Regions from separate parts of the Homo sapiens genome. Here region 1 is linked to region 2. A link is a loop called in an ENCODE intact Hi-C map of the cell type or tissue named here. Cell type or tissue: breast epithelium. All regions are shown on one strand. Links, peaks and the distances in the headings refer to the core of each region. The heading gives the core; the rest is flanking DNA.

Region 1 (10,867 bases), core at 1,367-9,366, 250 kb after region 2:
CTTTTAACACTTTATCAAGAGCCTCCTTGAGGGTACCAGGGAGTTTTGCACGCCGAGGTCACGTGCCCAAAGTCACACAGCTAGCCAGTAGCAATTTTGACCCTAGGCAGTTGCACACTGCTAACTAGATAAAAACGTACTAACTTCAGTCTTCTAAGAATTGAGGCTATACCAGTAGTTTTTAAGTAAACACGTGCAAGTGCTGTGCATGCTGTCTAAATAGACAAAGAACTTGAGTAAGTACAGTAACCCTTCAGTTCTTTGGCCAAGTTCTCTGATTTCTGACCAGAGATTAGGTAAACGGTTTTTCCTGTTATTTCCACATTGTAAGGTTGCATGGATTATCCAACCTCTCTGCTTCAGACCTTGGCTTACATGTCACTACCTACACAAATGATCTCTAAATACCTCCTATCCAGTGTCTGGGCTAAGTGCCATCCTCAATAATTCTGTGAGGGCCACCTAAATATATGTACTACCCTAGTCTCATCTTTCTTCATTGCAAGAACACGTGACTCCAAGAGAACAGAATATACATTTGTTTTTTATTAACCACAATATACCCAGTACCTAACACGGTGCCTACCACATTGGATGAGTCTCAAAAATATACTCAACCATTGAAACAGCATTTTTATTTCTAGAAAATCTTCCTAATAATTTAAGAATGTTCAAAATATTTAACCATAAGAATAAAGCAAGGCCAAGCATGGTGGCTTAGGCCGGGAATGGTGGCTCACGCCTGTAATCCTAGCACTTTGGGAGGCCGAGGAGGGCAGATCACCTTAGGCCAGGAGTTCGAGACCAGCCTGCCCAACATGGCGAAACCCCGTCTCTACTAAAAATACAAAAAATTAGCCAGACATGGTGGCGGGCGCCTGTAATCCCAGCTACTCAGGAGGCTGAGGCAGAAGAATCGCTTGAACCTGGGAGGTGGAGGTTGCAGTGAGCCGAGATCATAACACTGCACTCCAGCCTGGGCGACAAGAGCAAAACTCTGTCTCAAAAAAAAAAAAAAAGTAGGCAGTGTGGTGGCGGACACCTGCAATTCCAGCTACTCGAGAGGCTGAGGCAAGAGAATCGCTTGAACCTAGGAGGCAGAGGATGCAGTGAGCCGAGATCATAACACTGCACTCCAGCCTGGGCGACAAGAGCAAAACCCTGTCTCAAAAAAAAAAAAAAAGTAGGCAGTGTGGTGGCGGACACCTGCAATTCCAGCTACTCGAGAGGCTGAGGCAAGAGAATCGCTTGAACCTAGGAGGCAGAGGATGCAGTGAGCCGAGATTGTGCCTCTGTACTCTAGCCTGGCGAAAGAGAGCGAGACCCTGTCTCAAAAAACAAACATAAAAATAAAGCAAAGCTAGGTTCATGATGGCAAAAAATCAGAATCAAATGGTCATCAATAAAGTGGTTAAAGCTAAAATAATGCAGTCATTAAAAGTGATGTTTTCAACAAACTGCAGGTGGAAATTTAAAAAACTAACAAATGGGTGAGGTGGCTCATACCCGTACTCCAAGCTATGTGGGAGACTGAGGTGGGAGGATCACTTGAGCTCAGGGGTCCAAGGCTGCAGTGAGCTACGATCGCCACAGGACTCCAGCCTGGATGACAGTGCGAGACCCCAATTCCAAAAAAAAAATAGTAATGGTAACAAATGGAAAAAAAAACCTACAGAGACTAAGAAACATATTCACCAACTGCAACGTATGGAACTTATGTGAATTCTGATTTGCACGATCTATTTTAAAAATCGTATTTGAGAAACCAATTTGAATATTGATTATGTAGTTTTACAGTTTAAGAAGTGTTACGATTTTTTAAAGTCCTCAACTTTTAGATGTACATACGGAATGATTTGCTGGTGAAAGGTCTAGGATCTGGTTCCAAAAAGTCCAGGAAAGGGGAAAAATGGGTAGGAGAACAAATATAAGCCATGAGCTTATAGCTATTGATTTTCTCTACCTGTACATGCTTGAAATTTCCCATAAAGTTCTCCCCATCTATTAAGTGAAAGAAGTGGGTAACTGTATGATCCCATTATATAAATGTATGAATACACACACCCAAAGGTCTAGAAGGGTATACACAAAAAAGTAACAGTATCTCCCTCAGTGCTATCCAGTAGAACTTCCTGTGACAATGTATATATTCTACAATCTCCCCTGTTCAAAACAATAGTCACTAGCCACATGGGGCTATAAAGTTCTTAAAATGTAGCAGTACGACTGAGGAAATGAACTCTTTGTCTAATTCCAATTAAGTAGCCACATGTAGCTAGTGAGTTCCATTTTGGACAGCACAAGATAATGGAATTGTGGATGATTCTCTTGCTTCTTCTTAACATTTCTCCACAAGCAAAAAGCTTTGTGTTTGCAATAATTGAAAAATTAAACTGTTTTCACTTAAAATATTTATAGACTATTGATGTGGGTTCTCCACAGAACTATTCTGAAAATGAAATGAAGCTGAATAAAGCAAGTTATATTGAAAAGTTTATGTGTCTGCTTTCAATTAGCTTTTTTTTTTTTAAAGCAAATGCAGGTGATACACTTCCAGTTTGGTTTTTTCAACCTTCCATTCCTTCAGTCCCAATTCACTGACAAACGTGTGTGTGTCTGTTTACTAAAAGGATAAAATGGGAATGTGCTGCATAGATTAGGAACATTAATGTCAATCATAATGGAAAAAACTTAGAGCAAGCCCCTCCCCCCACCCCCCAAAAAAAACCTTTTATCTTTTTGCCAATGAATTAGGGGCTATAACAGCTCTGTGAACAAAGAGAATTATATACTTAAAAGATCCAAATGGATTTCTTGATTGAAGTAATCAGCAAATAGGATGAATGTGGATTTGAAAGGGCTGGGAAGAAATACCTTAAAAATAATAGTACCTTAAAAATAACTGCTGTTGACAGATATGTTCACAGTGTATTTCACAAGAAAATGTAAATCACCATGAAAGAACTAAGCCAGAGGTGAGATCTTTATTGACTTATTGTAATTTTTTGGCATACAAATTACTTAAGTATATTTACAATTCTTACATAATGTACATTTTAGAAGATAATGTACTTTGCTCCATTTACAATGACAAACTACTGTAAAACTACATTCATGAATTAGATACAAATCCTCTACATACTAATAAAAAGTAAATGGACTGTTGGTTATACATTCTTTAAAATATACCTTTTCACAGGTAGCAAGAAATAGTACATGTAATAAGTCTTTATGACTGGAATGATCCAGAAATATCACAAAGCATGAGTAAACACATATATAAAAGTAGCTCATCATTTCCAAAAGTTAACCTTTAGCCTTTGTGTAAAATAAATGGTGCCAACAATCTTTATAATGTAGCAAGCTTTCCCTGTTTAATATCCAAAAAATGGAGGGTGGGGAGGTTGAAGAAAAATAAGAAAAGTTAGCAAATAAGATAGTGAAAAGACCAATGCAGAGAAAAGTTTATGTAATCAAATCTTGCTTTGTCTCCACATTATCACATTTTAAGTGGATAAATTTATGTAAACAGAAAAAGATGTCCACAAAACCATATCTGTAGATGTCATTTGGAAGCATCAAGAAATTGATAAGTATGTGGTGAATTAAAATTACTTTTATAATGTTTTGCTTTCATTAATGTTTGTTATTGCAAAAATGTAAGATTTCCTACAATTTTGTCTTCAAATCCCAATCTAGCCCTTCAAACTTTTATCCAGGTTCTCCAGAATATTTGGAGTCTTTGTTATCAAAGCACAAGGAAAGCTGGCATTCATTATCAGACTTCGCTGCTTTACAATGATTTCAAATCATTTCATGATACAAATAAAGTGCCTCTGACTGGTGGTCAGTCAGACCTGGGTAATGGTGCCAATTCTGCCACCAGCTAGCAAATCAAGTGACCCTGCTCTGTAAAACAAAAGGAGCACCCTAGGATCAAAAAAGTAGACAACTTTGGAGCTTAGATTAAGATCTCAGAAATCCTACCATGAGAATCCAGTGAGATAAAGCAATGCCAAGTACACTGTAAGTAGCAAAACAGTATACAAAGGGATGCTTCTATATTTTCACCTTGTTTCATTACACTCATTTTAATTGTGAGGAGCCCTGAATCCAAAAAGGGTAGTGACGACTAGTCCAGTGCTCCTTCCACCGTATCATGCGGTTCTAAAGTCATTCTGGACATACAATCTACAAAAATACATCATTTTTCCAGCTCATGTCCATGATCCAAAGTGATATTATACACAAGTGTTATCTGACAATATAAGAATGATCTGGGAATGTCTGTTCAAAACGGTAGTAAATTTAGTCTTAAACACAATTTCATTTACTGCGACCATACTTAACATGCATAAAATATTTTTAAAATACAAACTTAAATTGGCCAGATTCTGAATGTGTACTTTTTTTCTTTTTCAAAATGCACTCATGAAGAACCAAAGTTCATATTCCAAATTAAATCTGTATGTCTGGAAAAGTAACCAATCAAAGTTCATTAAAATATACAGTGAAAACCGGTATAAATTAGGCAAACACCATAATCTAATGAATATCAGGAAATTTCTGAGTTTCTAAGGATTGTATTAAAGGTAACTTTTTAAAACCTTAGAAATCTTAAGCACATAAATGTTATAATGAAGCATTTGCAAATGACTGCTCAATTACTTTTATTCTAGCTCTAACATGAAATTGCATTTTATTAACTCTTCATAGTGCTGCTATTCTTATTTTGATATTAATCTAACTTTCAAGTTAGTAAGCTAATGATAATGAGCTAACAGATTAATAATAAGGAATAAGAAACTAATAATAGCAGATAAGTTATGGAAAGAAAATAAAAGGCCAATCACATTGACTAATGAAGCCCAAAAGCATGATTAACTAAGATTTCTTATAATGCACTGAATAATTCACAGCATAACATAATTCAGATTTGTTACATACCATATAAAAGCTATTAGTTGACATGGCTAAATTCACCTAAGAGCCAACCTACCTTGTAACTATTAATTTAATTTAAAGCCTTGCTGTTTACTCCATCATTTCTGCCAAATGTAGTCCAAATTGGGTCTCAGCATATTCAAGAAATCAAGCCACAGAAATGTGTACTTGTATTGCTAGGCTCCCTGCAATATTAAAGATTTTGCTTTCTCTGAAGATATTCTGAACCATGATCATCTTTAAGGCACTTCAAATACATTTCTGACCACTAAATTTAAGTAGATACTAATTAATTACTGCCATATTAACAATTCATCACGTAAGCCACAGGAGGCAAGAGTCTCATAAGGAATTGCCTTCACAACCACAGAGATTCCAGAGGTGATCTGAATGAAACACGCACCAATGGCCAGATCCAAAAGGAAAACTACCTAGACTTCCTCAGATAAAAGTCAGGATCTTTAGGAATTAAAACAGGAAGGGACACTATAAAGGAAAAGTGAGGTTTTTTCTTTTTCTTTAACGTACTTCTTTTCTTTGAGCTTCTTGGTCAAATAATTTCAAGGTACATGCTAATAAAAACTACAAATCAGATTTTTGCCTTTAGTGAAGGTGCCTAAAAAGCCAGATGATCTATGACTTTGAGGTGAAACAGCAAAGATAAAGATTTAATGTTCCTGTTATTGTTATAATTAAATACAATGCTGTGGAAGTTAGCATTTCCTCAGAAGTAATTCACAAATATATTTTTATCCTTATCTAACATACAGTGACCATTACTAAATAAGCATTACATGCATGCAGTTTGGCCAAATTATGGAACCTTTTCTGTAATGTGAACTTATTTCAATATAATTCCTGCTTGGCTAGATTCTGATTTGATGTTTAATCAACTTATAAAACCCTAGTGACTGGGAAATGTTAGAAAATTTATCTATAATTGGATCATAAAGTTTTTATATATTTTAAAACCTCTTATTTAGAAAGAGTATCAATAATATCATTTACATATAATTTCTAAAAGAAGAATAGACTTAATTGTTGACAACAATGGGAAGGAATCAAAAGGCAAATTAGGCTGGGTGCGGTGGCTCACGCCTGTAATCCCAGCACTCTGGGAGGCTAAAGCAGGCTGATCACCTGAGGTCAGGAGTTCGAGACCAACCTGGCCAAAATGGTGAAACCCGTCTTTACTAAAAATATAGAAATTAGCTCGGAATGGTGGCGGGTGCCTGTAGTCCCAGCTACTCGGGAGGCTGAGGCAGGAGAATTGCTTGAACCCAAGAGGAGGAGGCTGCAGTGAGCTGAGATCGTGCCACTGCACTCCAGCCTGGGTGACACAGCAAGACGCCATCTCGGGAAAAAAAAAAAAAAAAAGCAAATTAATTATTTTATACTTTAAGACATTTTCAAAGATGGAATCAGACTAATTTGTAGCATATAAATGGTAATGTTTATCCATAATATTTTGGAATTCAGGGGTCTGTGAATCATGTAACCGAATACTAAAGCTATATACACGATATAATTTAAAAGAATGTACACTGTGTACAAGTACACAAAATAGATGTAGAAAAAATAAACAGCAATTTATTGCTATATATTTTAGTATTAACTAAGAATAAGTGGGGTTCTTTTTCTCCTTTGTACAGAGATTTTTCTTTCACTAGGAGCAACAGCAAAACTATCTTTAAAAGGACAAATTTCAAATATAAAAATGGCCTACATGATTTTATAAATTGATTTTTCCTTTAAAGTTTTGATGAAGGCATAATTTTGTGACATTCAAGTAACCTTTAAAACATACTTTTATTCCATCGATACATCTGTCAAGGTTTTGGGGAATCAACCCAACAATGAAGAACTACACATTTTGAACTGGGGTTTTTTTTTGTGATTAAAAAAAAAAAAGAGCTTCTTTTTGCTGCATAAAATAAATCTAAAGGACTGAATTATGGTCTACCTGTACAGCCATTATACATACATACATTAAAGTACTGGACAATAACCTGTCACCTAAGAAGTATAACCGACCGCATTTATGAACAAACGGGGAAAACACATTCTCTAGTTCTAATAAATCATATATTATGTGTATGAAAGCTAGGTTACCAAAAACACATCAACACACACACCTATTTCTGAACCACCAAAAAGCCTCAGGGAAGCTAAAGAAAACACATATTCTTGAGGCAGGCAGGACAGTTGGCTTCCACTTGATGAAGACATGCTTGACTGAGTGATCCTGGGCAAGATGCATGGAGGAAAAAAATCAATGCCACCACCCATTGGCAAAAGAATCACTTTTGTCTAACCTCCTATCATCTTGTAACCTAGAGATGGCCTAAATCTAGACTGAACTTCTGTCTACAGAAATAGCCCTTTAAATAGGCTTTTTTAATAAAAGAGGTCCTAAACTAGGTTCCTCTCCTACTACTAGATAACTATGTTTTAATTTATAAATATATGAATGGGTACCTCTTTTCCAAGCCATTCAATATCTACCAAAATTAAGTAGAATTAAAGCAGTAAAAAAATTGTGATTTTTTAGCTGTATACATTAGGGGGTCACCAGATTTCATATTTTCCCATTTTTAAAAAAATTCAGAATTTCTGTGAATCTTGCTGGAAACGATTTAGTTTCTCTGGATTATTGGATGCCATTTGGGAAAAATCACGAAATATGTCCTGATAAGTTTCATCACCTGCATGAAATAAAATAAAGACACTTTAAACATTTACACAAGTATTAATCAAACAACATTCATATTTATTACTAGTACTATTTTATAATTCATTACATTAAAATTTTGTTCAGATGAGCATTTTTGGAAGAAAAGGGGCAACTAAAAATAAATGCTGAAAAATTATGCAATGAAAGAAAAAAAAAAACTATACCTGAAAAAAGCACCTCAGATGCAGCCACAGAAGAAAGCTCAGAGTTAGAAAAGAGCAAAGATGCAAGTGTTTTAAAGCAATGTAAAGAAATACGTTTATTAACACACGGGGGGGAAAAGTCATTCTAAATGAGGTGGAGTAAATGAGACCTTCTTTAAATAAATATTTCCCTTGATAAAGGCCAAAAGAAATGACTAAAACCAAATACTAATGTTTTGGATGGATGCAAGTTATTAACAAGACAAACTGATAATCAAGACAAACTGATAATCAGATAGGGAAAAATAATACTATCTTTTAATTAAAAGCAATTTGAAAAAGTAATTTTTTACTCAAACTTTAATGCGTAATTAAAACTAATGCACCTAATCCACTGCTTCCTAAACTCATAAAATAAAAATCTAGCTGGGTGCAGTGCCTCACGCCTATAACCCCAACACTTTGGGAAGCTGGGTGGGGGGGTTGGGGGGAGAATTGGTTGAGGCCAGGAGTTCAAGACCAGTCTGGGCAACATAGCGAGACTACATCTCTACAAAAATTAACAACAAAATCCTAGAAAATGGCTTTAAGGCCAGGTGTGGTGGCTCATGCCTGTAACCCCAGCACTTTGGGAGGCTGAGGCGGGCAGATCACCTGAGGTCAGGAGTTTGAGACCGCCCGGCCAACATGATGAAACCCTGTCTCTACTAAAAATACAAAAAGTAACCAGGCGTGGTGGTGGGCACCTGTAATCCCAGCTACTCGGGAGGCTGAGGCAGGAGAATCGCTTGAACCCGGGAGGTGGAGGTTGCAGTGAGCTGAGATCGCACCACTGCACTCCAGCCTGGGCAACAGAGCGAGACTCTGTTTCAATAAAAAATAAAAAAAAGAAAATGGCTTTAAAATCAGTTTTGCATTTAAAAGTTGGGTTTGTTTTTGTTTTACTGCAGGTCATATGAGCAAGAATGCTATGACAAAATGCAAATAAATACCAAGGACATCTGTTAAATTAGAAAAATAAACGTGTATATGTACAAATATGTTTACCGAGAAATAGATTATAGATACTGATATTATAGCTGACTGAATACCATTTTTCTTGTCATGAGAAACTAAATATACACACACATACAGATCAATCCCTCAGACGAAGGAATCTTATTTTCAAGATAAATCGTTGATCATGAATGCTTCCTGCTAAACATTAGCCTTATACAAATGCTTGGCATAATTCTGTTCTCAAGATTTCAACCATAAAATACTGTTTTTGATTATTATTGTAACATTTTAAAATTATCTCCTATAAGATACCTTGCATCCACCTTATAACACACTCATTGCTACAGATGTTGTTAATAGTGCAGTAAGTTTTGTCAGTTTTTAAAAAGTGAGATTTTTGAAGCAAGAGATGTCATACCAAAAGCTAGAGAATTAGAAAAAAGTTGAGGATAGGAGTAAAGATCTAGTAAAAAGGTCTAACAGCATAAGCCAAGATTTTGAATTAAAAAAATGTTAATACTTTTGGCCCGGCCGGGTGGCTCACGCCTCTAATCCCAGCACTTTGAGAGGCCGAGACGGGCGGATCACGAGGTCAGGAGATGGAGACCATCCTGGCTAACACGGTGAAACCCCGTCTCTATTAAAAATACAAAAAATTAGCCGGGCGTGGTGGTGGGCGCCTGTAGTCCCAGCTACTCGGGAGGCCAAGGCATGAGAATGGTGTGAACCCGGGAGGCAGAGCTTGCAGTGAGCCAAGATCGCGCCACTGCACTCCAGCCTGGGCAACAGAGCGAGACTCCGCCTCAAAAAAAGAAAAAAAAGGAAAAAAAATCTAATACTTTCTAGTCACTTTTTGTATTTAGTCTAGGTAAAAAGCAACTATTAACATCTCTATATAGTTTTCATTTAGCCCTGGAAATTTATTCCCGACCTGAATCAATCAATTAAACCTCATCAGTCTACTTTAAAAAGAAAAAAACAGTAAGAAGAGATTATTAACAGGTGGCTGAGAGTAACATCTAACTCATATTGACATGACTAAAATAAAAGGTTGATACGTTGGAACAGCTGGTAAGACAATCCAATTATACCCATGGTTTTGTAAAAGTTCACTTCCACATCAAAAGACAAACATTGCTATTCTCATTTTAACCATTCTAAAAGATAGAAAATAAATAGAGCAACATTAAATAGCAACAAACCATATAAAATATTTTTTCTAATTTGCAGATGTTGAATTAAAATATGTAAAATATTTATTGTAAACATTATAAATATTTTTAAAAGACTATTTAAACTGGATAGTCTGGAATTTTCCTTTCCAAGAAAGTGTAAAGTGCAGAGTATAATACAAAAATACCACAAAGATTTTACCATTCAACACTAGAAGTAACTTAAAAGGCACACATTATACATTCAAGAAGAAATAGGAAGAAGGGTCTAGCAGACGTTAATACCAAATAGTCTACAGGTAGCACCAGATGAGCACTGTTAAGTATTACAACAGTACAATGGCAATATATGGCTTCTACTATTAGCAATGCATATTTTGTATAACAAGCTATGGAACTTTTTAAATGGTTTCTCCGGTTTTGTTTTTAAATCATCTAGTACCTATTACACAAGTATATTTTAGTAGAACCATTGTACCATGCAAAACAAATTATAAGACTCAAATGCTTCCTTGAATGAAAGTGTTGGTGCTATAATAATCATTGGTTTCACTGACTGAATACATTTAAAAAGTGTTAATATAATACAAAAGGAAGTTGCCACCTTCACATACACACAAAACTTTTTGTTAACATTTAGTTTCTAACAAAACATTAATTAATGCACTGTTAATGTACTACCTTTCTTAGATCTCAAAATGTGTTGTCAAAAGCAAATGTTACAAGAACAATAGTGACCAAGATATTTAATACAGCTAACACAAATTGAACTTCAATGTGATTTTTTAATATTTAAATATAATTTTGATTACTTAGAATTTTTCCCAAGGCAAATATAATTTGTCTACATTGGAACACATAAACAACAACCCAGA
Region 2 (10,867 bases), core at 1,617-9,616:
GACAGCGAAGCTCAATCATCACAGCTGAACACCCAGGTCAGGTGAGGGAGGCCCCAGCCATCCCAAGACGGAGCAAAGCCCTCGGCAGTCAAGTTAGTTGGGCTGGACCAGGCCCCGGAGCTCAGAGGTGGAAGTAGTTTCAGACTGATGAGTTCAACAGGATGATTTTGTTCTGTGAAGTGGAAGCAGCTGGCAAATTGGAGGCTCTCACAGAGCCTGTCTCTTATAAGTAATGGGAAATGAGAAATTGTCCTCAGCAAAAACAGAGGGAGCTCCAAGGAGCCACAGTTTAAATGTCCACCCAGGCCAGGAGCGGTGGCTCATGCCTGTAATCCCAGGACACTGGGAGGCCGAGGCGGGCGGATCACTTGAGGCCAGAAGTTTGAGACCAGCCTGGCCAACATGGTGAAACCCCATCTCTACTAAAAATACAAAAATACAAAAATTAGCCAGGCTATGGTGGCGCACACCTGTAACCCCAGCTATTCAGGAGGCTGAGGCGGGAGAATCACTTGAACTCGGGAGGCAGAGATTGCAGTGAGCTGAGATCGTGCCACTGCACTCCAGCCTGGGCGACAGAGAGAGACCCTGTCTCAAAAAAAAAATATATATATATACATATATATATCCACCAGAGACAAGCTCCTCTAACACAGACACCTGCATGTAAACTATAGGCACAAAGGTAAAATAACAGGAAGGGCCCTAGATTTGGGAGTCAATATAACTGGATTCAAAGGCCAGCCCTGCCCTCCCCTTAAATCCCAGCACATCTTTGCCAACATTGGTTTATCAAACTTTTAATGTTTTCCAACAAAGAGGTGATAAATGTTATCCCATTCTTTTAATTTACATTCCAATGACATTTTAATAGAACTATAAAACACCAGAGTTGAAAGAGACCTCAGTGATCAAGTACTCAAATGCCTTCGTTTAAAGAATTTTTAAATTGAGTATAAGTAATACATTGACACATTATCATGGTAAAATTATATATATATTATATATATATATAGAGAGAGAGAGAGAGAGAGAGAGCAATCTATTGAATAGAAAATGAAAATTCCACTTTGCACCTTCCTCTGACTCTCTTACTGAGGGTAAATTGATGTTCATCATTGCTACATGATGGGTAATTTGCTACATATCTACTTGCATATGTAAATGCATAAAAGTATAGTGAGTTGTGGTATTTTACATAAAAGATATATAGCCGTATATCTTTTTTTGTAATTATTATTTTCTAACAACACATTCTAAGGGTGTCTTAACACATATCTCAGAAATCTTTCTGTATCAGTACACATAGACCTGTTCCACTCTTTGCTCCATAATATCCTATAGTATGGGGTGTATTTGTTATCCATTGCTGGATAACAAATTACCCCCCAAATTTAGCAGCTTTAAAACAAAAACAATTTATTATTTCACACAGATTCTGAGATCAGGAGCCCTGAAACAGCCCCTCATGGTGGTTCTGGATCAGGGCCTGTCGTGGGGTTGCAGCTGAGCTGGCAGGGCTGTGGTCATCTGAAAGCTTGATTGGGGTTAAAGGATCCACAGATAAGATGGCTAACGCCCATGGCTGTTGGCTAAAGGACTCAATTCCTTTCCACGTGGGCCTCTCTACAGGGCTGCTCACAACTAGGCAGCTTCCCCAGGGCAAGGGATTCAAGAGCAAGGAGAGAGAAAACCCAAGATGGAAGCGGCTTAGGTTTTACTAAGCCCGGGAGTGCCATGCCATTCCTTCTGTTACAGGTAGTGAGACAGGCATGAGCAGGGCAGGAGAGGGCTCTGGGGGAATGTTGGGTGATGGTTTGGCAATGATCACACTGCCTCTCTAAAAGTGATAAATTGGCAGCCAGTGCCAGGGAGAGGCCATTTCCTCATGGACCACACCTGCTGCACTAAAGTGTTCATTGAATGCAGGTGCCAGGGAGACACAACTTCCCAGGCATGGTGCATTAAGAGACAAAATGGCAGAGTATGACCCTCTGGGAGCACCCCACAAGAAAAGGGAAGAAAGCCTCAGGTGGGTATGTGTACAACTTCCTATACACACTGTGTAAGGGTAAGGAGGGCACTGCACATGCAGGCAGCTCACCCTAAGGTGAGAATCACGAGAAAGGGGCCAGCCCAGAAAGTCCTCGGATCAAGGTTAAACGCTGCACTTGTTCTGACGTCGCCCGCTTGGGGTCTTTTCCCAGTGTACTTTCTTTCCTGGTCTAAAGGCTTTATAAAAACCTTCCACTCCTCCTCTTGCCTTCCTCTCTTTTTCAGCCTTAGGCCCGTCAGTCAAATTCTTTCTTCTGAGGAGGCAAGAATTGAGGTTGCTGCAGACCCACACGGATTCACCGCTGGTAACTCAGATACCTTCCAACCTTCCACTGGTAACAATTCTGCCATATGCTGTTGGTCAAGCAGATCTTCCCTGGTTCAGTGTGGAAGAGGACTACACTGGGGGGATGCCAGGAGGTGGAGATCACAGGGATTGACTTGGAGACCTGCTGCCACATATGGTCACCAGGGTTATTCTCCATTCTCACAGGTGGCCTCCCGTTTCTCATGCTCACAGGCGGCACTGCCATGAGCATCCTTGGGCATGCTTCTGTGAGTTTTTTTGTTTTGTTTTGTTTGTTTGTTTTGTTTTTGAGATGGAGTCTTGCTCTATCACCCAGGCTGGAGTGCAGTGGTGCGATCTCGGCTCACTGCAACCTCCACCTTCCAGGTTCAAGCGATTCTCCTGCCTCAGCCTCCTGAGTAGCTGGGATTACAGGTGCACGCCACCATGCCCAGCTAATTTTTGTATTTTTACTAGAGACGGGGTTTCACCATGATGGCCAGGCTGGTCTCGAACTCCTAACCTCAGGCAATCCACCCACCTCTGTTCCCACTGAGCATGCCTCTTAATGCCCAGGTACGTCTCTTCTAGTCCTAGTGGTAGAATGGCTGCAATTCTTGCATTTTCAAATGGGAAACTGAAACCAGAGGAAGGTGACTTCTCCAAGGTCATACTGTTAATCGCCTACGAGTCCAGGATGACATCAGTCACCTGACTTCCAGCCTACTTTATTTTCAGAGCCACTCTGTAGGCAAAATACACATGGCCTGAGATTTCAGGAAGTATGTTGAGATAAAGCCTGGCTGGGAATTGCCAAGAGTCAGTTTCCAGAACGACAAAACGTGTAATGGCTAATCTTGCTTTGTAGGCACTACATAAACGTCACTACACTCAAAGCCTAGATTAGCCAATGCATGAATGTCTAATCTGCCTTGATTAAAAGGAAGCTGGTGGAAATGAGGAATCTTTTCCATGCTGTCATTAGCAGAAACTTCGGAGTGAGACAGACCCGGGTTTGAGTTCTGGCTCTAGCTCTGTGACTGTAAGCCAGCCACATCATTCCTGTGTCATGGTTTCTCCATCTGTAAAATGGGAATCATCAGAGTACCAACTTCACAGGCTGTTCAGTGGATGATGTGATGGTGTAGATCATGCACTCAGCGAGGGGCTGGCAGGCTTCCCACAGGAGCTGCTGCTATTTGTATTCTCCCTGTCTGGCCTACTTCATTTATCCATCAAGCTTCCTGAATGAATGGATTCCATTTTCTAAAAAATAGATGGTACCTGGAGAGCTCATTTTATTCCATTTTCCCACATCTTGACTCTGCTGTTAATACCATCCATTATTTTGTGGCCTGCTTTTTGTTGCATACTGTCAGATTTGTGATGAATGTAGCACAGCGTGGGCGTGAAGTCAATACAGAGCCTCCTGAGAGCTGCCCCTGTGGCCCAGCACAGACTACTTCTTGCCCCTTGTGTGGCTGGCTGTATGTGCAACTGTCTCTGCGGGCAGGACCTGAATCCTCCTCACCTCTGTGGCTGTAATGTGTCTGGAATGAATGAATGAATGAATGAATGAATGAATGAACAAATGAAAAAAAGGGATCGGCCGGGCGCGGTGGCTCATGCCTGTAATCCCAGCACTTTGGGAGGCCGAGGTGGGCAGATCACAGGAGGTCAGGAGTTCGAGACCAGCCTGACCAACACGGAGAAACCCCGTCTCTACTAAAAATACAAAATTAGCTGGGCGTGGTGGCACGTGCCTGTAATCCCAGCTACTTGGGAAGGTGAGGCAGGAGTATCGCTTCACGCCGGGGGCAGAGGCTGTGGTGAGCTGAGATCGCACCATTGTACTCCAGCCTGGGTAACAAGAGCGAAACTCTGTCTCAAAAAAAAAAAGGATCAATAGAACCAAATCAACTGAAATGAATGGGTCACAAAGGACATCGCTGGAACATTGAATTATTGCCTGGATTTGGATTTAAAATGTTAAGAGTATTGTAGAGATTTAGAATAACTTTGAGTCCTCCAACATCCAGCAGAAGGAAAGATGGGATACTGTGGGTCGAAGGATGGGGTACTCTGGGTTGAAGGATGGGGTACTGTAGGTCGGGAAAAAGGAAGAGGGGCCAAGTATTGCGCCGGTTTTCTGTGCGATGAGTTTAAGGTGTTTTCGGGCCTCCAGAGTAGACCTCATCTGCTGGGTTGGGTTTAAGGGAGAGACCCATGGCTTTTTACCAGCTGTGCAGCAGGTTAGCAAACAGGCTTTTACCCTGAAGCCACTGGATATCCCCGAGCTTCAGGAGAGAACCCTGGAAACCCTACTGCTCTTCAGAATCAACAAGCCCTGGAATGTTTCTGGCCAGAGCCAGGCAAGGACAGAGATTTAAAGGGGATGTGACAAGTGTCCCAGGTAAGTGACACCCAGGCCCAAACTGGAAGGGTACCAGCATTCTCCCTGTTTGAGGATCCTTGTCAGGGACCTCAGCCATAGGGAACATCTGAGCTTGGCCTCTGAGCCCTTCCGTCCACTCCTAGCACTGCCTCCACAGCCCCAAAGAAGACCCCACTTCTCCTCGAGGGTGGCTGGCCTGCTGGCAAAGACCATTTCCTCCTCCTCCACTTGGGAAGCCAGGGGAGCCTGGCCCGGCCCATCAGCTGGGCCAGAGGGCGGTACTGCCCTGGGGTGCCCTGAGGGAGAAGGGCAGGGCTCCGGGTGCCTGTGCAGTGCTGGGCCTCAGCAGGGGCCTGGCCCAGTGTGACCGCAGCGCCACAATAGCCAGGCTCCCCCCGAGGGCATCTTGTACGCAGGCTGATACTTTGAGCTTACTCATTCCAAACCCCTTTGCTGTCCTTCCTCAGGAAGCTTCCTATTGAAAGATAAATGCTCTGTCTGTGATCAAACAGATTTACATTTATTTACTTTCCTTTCCTCCCAGGACTGCGCCAGCCCAGACAAGTCCAAGAGGAGGATTCCAGGCAGTTAAGATGGTTTCCGGAGAAGCCTGGAATTTCCCCGTAAGCACAAGCTCGGCAGAAAAAGGCAGGGTCCCTCGGCAGCCAGGGCAGGGGCTGAGTCAGTCCCAAGTCTCCCTGGCAAATGGATCACCCCTTAGGGTGGGAAGAGCCCCCCAGCTGTGTGGGGAACCTGGCTAGAGGTTGCTGAACCTCTGCTTTCAAGGAGTCTTGTGACCCCGGGAGCATAGAACAATCGCGGAGGCGCTTACATCCAAAATCCATTTTCCTTCAAAAAAGTGTCCAGGTGGAGGTAAAGAAAGAGGACCCTGTATACTTTGGTAAATCTGTGATTTAGCTACAATGTAACTGGGCCTTGGGAACCCAGGGTGAGGTTTCTTATGTGACATCTCCTGGAAAAGCTCCGCTCAATTCCTGAAAAATCCCTTATCAGACACCGACAGGAAACAGGGATTTCCAGGGAAATGGATGTGGAAGGCACCTGAAGGCCATTCCAAAACTCCAAAGTTTTTATTTATTTTACTAACTTAGGTGACTTAGACATACAACTTCCTGCAAACAGTGCATTCAGCTTTGTGTTCCTAAGCAAATAAATGGAACAGAGGCCACCAAAACTAGGCCCGCTGGAAAGGGCAGAGCAGATGCCCTTACACCCATAGCCCCTGGGGGTCATGCCTGTGAGTTCTTGCATATCAGCTTGTGACAGCGTTGTGACCTGCCCCTTTGTCACCTTGCCACCACATCACCCCCCAGGGGTCTGGGCATTTCCTCGAAGCTGCTTCCAGGACAGGATCAGGAACGTGTTACTTGGGTGGGGGGCTGGGAGGGAGGCAAGGAGCTCTGGTTCTGCCCATGTCCTCCAGCCTCGAGTGTGCAACTGCTCTTCTGGGAACTTGGGTCTCCTCATCTGAAACACAGGGAATTAGAGAAGATGATTTTGTAACGCTCGAAGGCTCTGTAATCCCCAAAAACATGCTCTAAAGGGATCTCCAGTCCAGCATATCAACCCAAACAAAAGACAACGCTGTGGTTACTTGTTCAAATGCCTCTTTCTTCTTGTAAACAGTGCACTCCCAATGACAGAGGCCCTCTGCTACTCATCATCTAGGTAGCTGACAGGTGGCTGCCTGCGGTACCTGATGTTTGGACAGACAAACAAATGACCAGGTGACACCCAAGTGCGATTCTCTCTGATCGCCATCCTGTAGCCTGTCTCCTTAGCTGGGCTCCAAGCTCTTTGGGGAGCGAGGAACAGATCTGTTCTACATAGAATCTCCAATCAGAGCTGACGGTGGCTCAGGAAGCACCAGGGTGCCCAGGCTAGTTGTTGAAATATTGAAGTACTTCTGTGCAGTTGCTGAGCCTGAGAGAGCCTCTCTCCCCTCCCCCGCCACCAAGCCCAACATCTATCCGAAGGTTTCCTCTCCACCATCCAGCCACTGAAGGGTGGTGACTGATGTAGCAGGGCTGTAGGCCTCTGCTCCAGGACTGTATATGCCTGGTGCCATTCTGATTGGCCAGCGCCCTTGCCATACTGTCGTTAAATGTTGAGTGGTAGACCAGCCCAATGCAGGTGATGGGGAGGGAGAGCAGATGACTGGTAGGTGCCACCTGTCACCTGAGAATAGATATATGTAGGCCCTGCTTTCCCAATGGACTGAGAATGTTCCCAGCAAAGAAGTGGGCAGTGTGTGCTGCCTGACCCCAAGAAGACACATGCCCAGATCCCTAGCTGGACAGAACGAGGACCTCCAAGCACACCTGCAGGCAAAGGAATGGGCTGAGTCTCAGCCCCCCGGACTTACGAGCCAGGCGGCCCCACCTGTCTAAACTTGCGTTTCCTCTTCTGTACACAGGAGACAGTTAAACCTACCTTCCAGTTTGCGTGAGGACTTGTGTCTAACACGGGCTCTGATCTGTACCCACAGGTAGGGCTTTCCCTCCTGACAAAATCTTATTTTGATAAATCAGGACTTTAAAAATGACCAAGTGGTTAAGCAAGTGCATTCCGTCTGTGCAGATGCATCAAGCTGTTCGCTTACCTACACAATTCTGTATGTAGAGCAGACGATGATCCAATGCCAAAACATCAAATATATATTCTTAGGCATCAAAAGTATTATCAATAAAAGTTAAGGTGCTAAAAAAGAATGGCTGAGCAAAATCTAGAATTTGAGTCCTAGAGAAAGTTCCTGAGACAGGTCTCTTTCAATCCTGAGTTTCCTGACAGCAGGGGCTGGGAGCATATCAAAACAGTCCTTGCTAGAATTTTCCTCCTAAAGCTAAGTGTTTAACCGGTGCATTTTAGCAACAGCAGAGCTGGAAAAATATATCTGGGTAGAAGTAGCAGACAGACAGCGGTCAGCGAGCCAGGAGGTCGCAGGCCACAGGCCTTGGGCAGTCACACCTGCAGAGTAAACACTGAGTCAGACTGGGTTAATTATGCAGAGATTGATTCTGGCTTGAAAGAGGAAGGGAGAGCCGCCTCACTGCATACTCGGAGGTGGGCCTTGGCTAGGTGGATCTAACAATTGATTATTTTATTTCAGATCCAGGGAGTGTTGTGATATTGACCTTCAAGGTTCAGAGAAGAGTGTTTAGGACACACAGTGAAATAGACAGCTGCAGTCCAAGCCACAGTGGAATTTCTAGTGTCCTCTGCCCTTCTGGGGCAGGCTAGGGCGGGGTGGAGCAGGGAGACGGCTTCAGGCCTTTCTAATTTAAAAGGACAAGGACCAGGGGCTGGATGCCTTTCCGTTTCACACCCGCGGCTTCCCACTTCAGGAGTGTTCCTGTGCTTCCCACCTTGGCCTGTCTTCAGACGGGCACCTGGACGTGGGGCTTGGAGATCCAACTAGTCCCCAAGTTCACCCAAGACAGTTTGTTCCCAGGAGCTCATTTAACACTAGGCTGTTTGCAAGTCAAAGTGCGTCCCGTGCAAACAACATCCCAAGAGCACTGAGCGTGGCCAGCTGACCCACGAAGTCTATGACCCATCCCTGTACCTTGAAGTCCTGAAAGCTCTGGACCTACCACCATGTTGCCACGAGCACACACTCTAGATCTGAACTGCTCATTCGGTGGACGCTGGGAAGTGGGGACCCTGTGTCCACCAGTGTTCCTTCAGCACACAGCCACTGAGTGCCTGCTCGGGGCCAGGTCCTTATTTAGGGAAACCAGAGAGATGCCTCGTATACCTCAAAGGTCTCAGTTTAGGGCAGAATTCAGGACAGGTTCCAAATACCTACACCTGAGACCAAAAATGGTCCTATTAGGAGAGGTAGATAATGCCTGGAGAGGGGATTTCAAGGTGGGGAGGCCACATCCAAGTGGGGTGGAAGCAGGGAACTGAAGAGAAACTTGGGAGGATGGGCTGGACTTTGAAAGGCAGGGAGGGGAGGGCGTCCCAGGCCGAGGATAGGTGTGAGCAATTTCCCTTTCCCCAGGCTTTGGAAGGGGAACCGGGGAGGAAGGGCAGGCATGAGCCACGGCAAGGTAGGAACACCTAAGGGAGGCAGCAGGCGAAGCCCCCCAGCTCCTGCCCAGGCCCCTCCACTGTGCGTGGAGGGATGCAGGCGTGGCTCCGGCCCCTCTGCTCTGCATGGAGGGATGCAGGCCTGGCTCCGTGGGAAAGGTGAACTGAGGCACAGAGTCTCCTTCCCCAGCGCTGAGGACTGGGGAGTGGGTCTCCAGCAGCTCCTCACACTGCCTCCTGGCCGGGGCCTCAGAGAAGCCAGCCCAAATCCTGGCCCGGATCAGAAAAATCCCAGGTGATTAGATCCAGAGGGGATGGAGTCCCAACCTCTCCAGGCCACTCTGGAGGCCGAGGCTCTGAAGAGAAAGTGCCTGCCAAACGCTGCCCTTGGCCTAAGGAGCTTCCTGCAGCCAGGGCCTCACCTGCAAAGGGCTATGAAATCACCTGTTTTGCTTCATGATGATGAAGATTAAGTTTAAATCATATACGTCTGTGGGGGTGAAGAACAGCACCTTGAATCCCTTGCAGGTGGAGAGCGTGGAGGCGCAAAGGTTCTACTGGCTCTTCCCAGGCGCCCCCACACAAACTGGACTCCAATCCAGGAGGAAGCACGGAGGCGGCCTAACCTGGGCCCTCCTCCATCCACGGAGCTGAGGGCCCAGAGAGGGAGGGCAACTCGCCCTCCACCACACCCCGCACAGCAGCTCCCTCCTTCCCCAGGGCCCAGCCCTGACACCTCCTGTCCCTGCCGGAGCCCTGCACCTGAGGACCCAGAGCCACGCGGGACCTTCTTTCACAGCCAGGAGGCGTCGGGGAGCTTCCCAGGCTGACTCTGCTTCCCGTGCTTTCCCCACCGCCCCCGCCAGAAACTGGGGCCCAAATGGCAGCATCCCCACCCCACGGCGCCCCAGCGCTGCAAAGCGCAGCCCTTCCGTAAACGGCCTGGGGAAATGAAGTTGGTGGACTCTGCCTGTCCTCGTCCGGTGTCACCTCCTGCCGGCCTCCTCATTCTGCCAGGGCTTCTGGCTCCTCACCCGGGCACAGAGGCCCCTTCAGCAGCAGGGATGGGGGCATTCGGAGAAGGACTGGGGCCGGCTGATCCTGGCCTGACAGAGGCCTCCTCACCCACTGGCACCAGCCCTGCCCTGAAGACGTGGTCGTAGCATCGATGCAATCGGGGGGGAGCGTGGTGGGTGGGGCACAGCCTGAAGGAGGAGGTCGAGCAAACACGTGGCCTCAGCTGGGACGCAGCACTGTCTGCAGAGCCCCTCGAATCCAGCTCCACATCTGGTTCTCGGGGGCGCAGGGCTGCCCGTGCAGGATTATCGACCCTGTTTTCAGGGAACAGGAAACTGAGGCCAAGCGAGGGGTCCTGAGCCGCCCAAGGTCAGAGAGGTGGTGAGGGGGAGAGATGCAACAGGGGGGTCCCCAGAGTAAGGGCGGGCAGGGCGGATGCCTGTGCTGAGATGTGGCGCCGAGGCCTTACGAGCACCCACTGAAGGTCTGTTCAGTCACCCCAAGAATGTCTGGAGCCCGAGTATCATCTGGCAGCCACCCTGGAGAAGGAACCAAGAACGCGGGGGGAGTCGGAAAGGGGGGCCCACCGAGGGGAGAAAGGGGTCGGCGCCGCTGTTCGGGCTGGTTGCTTTCTGGGCTCCTGAGCCCGGTGCTGTCCCACCCTCCGGGAAAGTCTAAAGCAAGAGGTGCCACCGCCCTCCGTGTCCTGCAGGCTGAGGAGCAGTGACGCTATTCAGCAAGATGAGAAACACGGGCAGGAGGTAAGAACTGAGATCTCCTTCCTGTCGGCATCTGACGGGAGGAGGCATGTGAATCCCAGGAGAAAACAAAACCTAGAAAGCGGCTGAGCCAGGAGACCCCTGGGCGGTGGGCTTAGCAAGGGGCAGGGGTTACCCACAGTCCTCCCTAGCACCTCGTCCCCATCCTCTGCCTTCACACCTGGGACTCTCTTCCATGCTGGGGGAAACCTTCAGATGAATTGATTCTCGCTGAGGTTGTGCAGACCCCAGTGCACAGCCCCCAACCACAACCCCTTCCCTCCTGGCAGAGCTCGCTCT

The links. A loop is a pair of places that touch in the nucleus more often than their neighbours do. Peaks named below come from ENCODE experiments on the same cell type or tissue, not always from the same donor. Only the 100,000 strongest peaks of a DNase experiment are listed, where the experiment ranks them.
Region 1: it touches region 2 in a loop (11-fold over the local background); 3 of 110 quality-filtered maps call a loop at or near these places.

The regions. Positions count from the first base shown.
Region 1 is chr3:195,271,780-195,282,646 of GRCh38, forward strand. It overlaps ACAP2 (ArfGAP with coiled-coil, ankyrin repeat and PH domains 2), which reads right to left. Exons shown (of 23, transcript NM_012287.6): 23 at 2,966-7,649. The coding sequence ends at 7,549. Among named protein-coding and RNA genes, the nearest start is that of XXYLT1, 6.1 kb to the left of the region's middle. RefSeq lists a silencer at 1-10. In breast epithelium, for the core only: no CTCF peak of the experiment used is centred there; no DNase peak of the experiment used is centred there.
Region 2 is chr3:195,025,896-195,036,762 of GRCh38, forward strand. No RefSeq gene overlaps it. Among named protein-coding and RNA genes, the nearest start is that of XXYLT1-AS1, 63 kb to the right of the region's middle. RefSeq lists enhancers at 4,501-5,498, 5,499-6,497. In breast epithelium, for the core only: no CTCF peak of the experiment used is centred there; DNase peaks (open chromatin) are centred at 5,091 and 6,038; H3K4me3 peaks cover 489 bases; H3K27ac peaks cover 2,373 bases.